Regions from separate parts of the Mus musculus genome. Here region 2 is linked to region 1. The links are chromatin loops, found by intact Hi-C in ENCODE. Cell type or tissue: gastrocnemius. All regions are shown on one strand.

The links. A loop is a pair of places that touch in the nucleus more often than their neighbours do. Peaks named below come from ENCODE experiments on the same cell type or tissue, not always from the same donor. Only the 100,000 strongest peaks of a DNase experiment are listed, where the experiment ranks them.
Region 2: a loop joins it to region 1, with 3.0 times the contacts of the local background. A loop is called at or near these places in 28 of 42 quality-filtered maps.

Annotation. Positions count from the first base shown.
Region 1 is chr12:75,787,846-75,790,345 of GRCm38, reverse strand. All of the region lies in intron 2 of Gm40447, which reads left to right. Among named protein-coding and RNA genes, the nearest start is that of Syne2, 29 kb to the left of the region's middle. In gastrocnemius, no CTCF peak of the experiment used is centred here; DNase peaks (open chromatin) are centred at 721 and 1,132.
Region 2 is chr12:75,906,436-75,908,935 of GRCm38, reverse strand. It overlaps Syne2 (spectrin repeat containing, nuclear envelope 2), which reads right to left. Exons shown (of 116, transcript NM_001005510.2): 14 at 2,063-2,225; 15 at 1-68. Among named protein-coding and RNA genes, the nearest start is that of Mir5101, 1.4 kb to the left of the region's middle. In gastrocnemius, no CTCF peak of the experiment used is centred here; no DNase peak of the experiment used is centred here.

The DNA.
Region 1 (2,500 bases):
ATTAAACAAAAACATAGTCACAGAATAGTTCTGTGTTTTTTCAAAGAAACCAAAATCCTGTTTGAAAGCGGTTTGTAAACCAAGCACACGCAGTGGCGCACACCTTTAATCCCGCACTCGGGAGACAGAGGCAGGTGGGTCTCTATGAATTGGTGCTATCCTGTCTCAAAAGGACAAAAATGTAGGCTATTGATGCGGAATCTTAAAAAAAAAACAAAAACAAAACAAACAAACAAACAAACAAAAAACAAGAACAAACCAAGCAAACAAACAAAATTTCAATCTGGGTGGTGGTGGCACACACCTGAGATCTCTGTGAGTTCTTGAGGCCAGCCTGGTCTACAGAAAGGTGTCCAGCCGGGGAAACCCGAGACACTCTGTCTCAGAAACAAACAAACAAACAACAACAAAAATCCCTTTCGATTTTAATGTTGCATTTTAGTCCCTCAGAACTATTTTATATTTTGACATAGTTTATTCAGGATAGTTTAAACATTTCATGGTATTTTCTTTCCCTATATAAGATTCAGTAGGCTTTTTCCCCCCTCAATTTCTAGACAGATGGAGATTTTTTAAAAACATCTTTTTTCTTCAAAGTGTTGATGAGCCCCATGACGCAAGTCAGTGCACACCCACACACCGGGAGCTTCTGTTTCCCTTTCTCTCGTGTGAGGGCCTGTTGTTCGCCTGTCTGCTTGGGTTACCATTGGCAGGCTGATGTCAGCTGGGCAATCCTGTGGGGCACTTGCACCTTACCTGAGAAGCACTGAATCTGCCAGAATCCCACTGTGCTCAAGTCTGTTAGGTTTCAACCTAACTTCAGGAAGAAGGGAAAAAAAATATAACAGCTCAGAATATTCTAGGACTCCTACCCCTACCCCCATTTTGTTAGTATAGCAAAAGGAAATTAAGTTCTTGTCTTTGCAGTTATTTAAATAAAGAATTTTTTATCTAATTATTTTAACATTGAACTTTACTGTACTTGACGTTTTGATCAACTGCATCACAACTCGGGTCAACAAATAAAGGAAAGAAGATGAGGCATTTTCTAACCACCTTCAGCAACAGAAGGCTGGCCCTGGGCTGTAAACCAAACAGGCCGCAGAGTCAAACTGTCAGGTGTGTGTGCATGGTGGTGAGAGGGGTGGGAGACGCCGCACACTGCTTCCTGCCCTTACATACAGCAAGCAGTGTTAGGAATTCCTTTAAGCCTTCAGCAACTCAGGTAAAGCTGGATCCTTGGATTCACCACAGAAAGGAGTTTCAGGAAAAGCCAGTCTGGAACATGGGAAGTTTATTAAAGGTTGGAGAGATGGCTTGGTGGGTAATGAACTCGCTGCATAACATGAAGCCTGAGCCTGGATCCCCTGTAAAGCCAGAGACAGTAGGATATGTTTGTAATCCCGGAGCTCCTACAGTAAGGTGGGAGGCAGGCAGGAGATTCCTGGAAGCTCTTGGGCCAGCTAGCTTGGAATGCCCAGCAATGGACAAGAAACCTTGTCCCAAACAAGGTAAAAGATTAAGACTGACACCTGAGGTTGTCATCTGACCACCACACTTACCTCATAGGATTATGGCACCAGCATACACACATGAACATACACACAGAGAACATGCACACAGAGGGGCGGGAGGAAGAGAGAAGAGATTTAAAGACATTAATAACTTACATTTCTGCTGAAGCCTGAAGTTGCTCAACTCCACAAAGGAACGCCTAAACTCACTTAACTCTGTTTTCTTTAGCCATAGATAGGGCTTAGGTGCATTCTGGACTTATCTTCAAAGGATTGCTAAGGAGTTTAAATGAGATCCCAGGCTAGCTCCTGAGGGCAACCAGACAGGCTAACAAAGTCATAAGGCAAAAAAACTGTAGATGTGGAGACAGGAAAATAGGGTATCCTCACTGCAAACTAAGTCAGTAGCTCTGCTGTGAGCGCCTGGGAGAAGGGTGTCATGCTACCCAGAATCATACCTTCTAACTGGCTTGTTGTTCTTGAACATGCTTTCTTGAAGTGCTTCTACATAAAAGAAATTGTGTTAAAAAAGAAAAAAGAAAAAGAAAGAAAGAAAAAGAAAGGAAAAAAGAAATTGTTTTTACCTGCAACCTTCACAGCAAAGGTTAGTTGGGCTGGTAACCTTGATTCTCAAGTGGGAGGCTTCACCCAGACTCTAGAGTTTGGGGGTCTCCCTACCCTCTTCGTGTCCTTTCTTTCCCTGCCATTTTGCCTCACCTCAAAACGATTCACCAAAAAGGAACTTCTTTATGAGACCGAGTCCTAGAATCAAGTAATTAAAAAGAAGAAGAGGAGGAAGAAGAGGAGAAAATAAAGGCCTAACGTTAAAGTCATCATGCTTTAGTAGACAGACCAGCCGCCTTGCCAGTCACTTAGGTCTATGAGCCTCTATTTTATGGTCTCTGTATTTTAAAAAGAGATTGAAAACCACTAAAAGAATCTGGGCTTATTTATACTTTAGGCAGAACTGGAGAGCTAAGCCCTCA
Region 2 (2,500 bases), 120 kb before region 1:
TACATTTCTTCACATTTTTGAAAAGAAGCATCAAGTTGAATTAGGAACTTTTTTTCTCCAGTAAATTTCTGTGAAGGAGAGGCAAAAAAATGTTGACAGATTTTACTTTTGAAAATGTGCCAAGAAATCCAGATGTCAGTATGTGATGTCAGTAAAGGGCAAGGTTGCCAGCAATGTTTGAGTATTCAATACCACCACACTGCAGCAGCAGAAATGGAAGGAATGGTTCAGGAAGGGTGGCTAGGACTTAGGAGATGCAAGAGCACAATGACACAGGGCTATCACAGCAGATTCACCTTAACATAGCCATGTGACTTTACACTGCGTCCAGCTGATGGGAAAAAGCAAGTTTATCAGTCATAGCAGATCCAAGCCTTCCAGCTCGTCCGTCTTAGTAACATTGTGTAACTGTGTCAATAGCTTAGGCTTCCCAGGCCTTATTCACACTAATTAGTAAGTCTTCATTAGCTACATTAGGTTACTTTTTCAGAAGCTATCCCCACCTGCACAAAGAAGGCTGTGAAACTATCATTAACTAATTCAGCTGTGGAAAATCCTGGGGCTAACTCAGAGCCGACTCTAAACCGCCTGTTTATTATATTAGCGGTTCTCAACCTGTGGGTTGCATAAGACCATCAGAGAACAGATATTTACATTACAATTCATAACAGTAGCAAAATAACAGTTATGAAGTAGCAACAAATAGTTTTATGATTGGGGGTCACCAAACGTAAGGAACTGTATTAAAGTGTTACACCATTAGGAACGTTAAGAACCACTGATTATATTCTTATTTTGTGCTAGCTAACTACTATGATTACTGAACCAGTGAAATGTAAATCCAAAGCTGGGCATGATGGCACACTCCTGTAATCTAACACTTACAGGAGAATCGGGAGTTCAAGACCAACCTCATTACATATGACCCTATCTCAAAGTACAAATGAACAAACAAAAGCCCAGAAAAAAAAAACAAAACAAAACTTCAGAGAAGACAAAAAGTTATATGTAGTACTGTTCTCCATGTTTTATATATAAATAAAACCTAGCCCAGTTTAGAATGATGCCTCCAATTTGGAAGAGCATAATATTTAAATGATCAATTATAAACAGATATGTATGTCTTCATCATCCTCTTCCATTTCCTTGAAACTTATAATTTTGAGTTTTTCAAGTCTCCCCACCCTCCCTTCCCATAAAGAAGGCGCCCCATGGGGTTTCCATCTGAATTTCTGCATGGACACACCTATGCTTGTAAGGACACGCCTATGCTTTTGGTTTTTGTGACGGGTTTTTCTTTGAAGCATTTAAGCCATTTCCTACTCAAACTTGGGTGAAGGGCAGCCAAGAAGGCACCACAGTGCATAAGGCACTTGCCACCAAGCCTGGAGGACTGCATTCGGTCCCTGGGACCCACGTGACAGAAGGGAAGAATTGACTCCCACAGGATGTCCTCTGACCTCCACACGCATCCGTGGCAAGCACCAAAGTAACTGAAACTATATTTTTTTAAATTTCAAAATAAAACTTGAGGGGCGGGGGCTGGAGAGATGGCTCAGTGGGTAAGAGCACTGACTGCTCTTCTGAAGGTCCTGAGTTCAAATCTCAGCAACCACATGGCTCACAACCATCCGTAATGAGATCTGATGCGCTCTTCTGGTGCATCTGAAGACAGCTAGGGTATACTTAGATATTATAATAATAAAAAAAGAAAAGAAAAAAAACTTGAGGGGCTAAGACCAAAGTTTTCAAAGAAAAGAGAACCGTTGAATGGAAGCATAAATTGAAAAAAAGAACAAAAGTAAGCAAAACTTTGTAATGGGAAAAGACCACAACGGAGCCTTCTTTATGGCCCTAACCATCCTAACTCCATCTTGACCAAGGCAATCCTCATCTTCTTACTCGTTCTCTAGCAGCTATTTGACCACCACTGATGGTTTTCTCCAGGGAAACTGAAGCTAACGAGGCCTACCAACAAACACCCAAGCCCAGAAAGGGAGAATCCCTGAGCTAATCCAGACAGCAGGAGAGGGAAGCAGACGCCCAGCCCGCAGCCGCTCACATGCCAGTCTTCCAGCAGGACTTCCACAGACTCCTTGCTCTCATAAGTGCCGTTCCAGACATCCAACTTGGCCTTCGCTTCATCAAGCAAAGCCAGAACTGAGCACTTAGAGTCATGAAACTCCAGGAGTGGGATGAAGTTTTTACCCAAAACGTTGTTGATTCTGGAAAACAAACAGGTTTTAGAATTGACCAAGTGTCAGAAATCTGTTTGGCATTTAAAGAAATCCTGTGATTTAATTTTTCTATTCAAACACATGAAACTCAAATGTATCTTCAAGAGTGTCCCCAGCCCTGTGCTGTGTGTGTGTGTGTGTGTGTGTGTGTGTGTGTCTTTGTGTGTCTGTGTCTGTGTCCTTCCATCCTCTCTTCTCCTTTTAAAGTCATGTGAAACAAATGCTCTGGCAAGATATAAAGCAACATTTCTAAGGTAAAAATG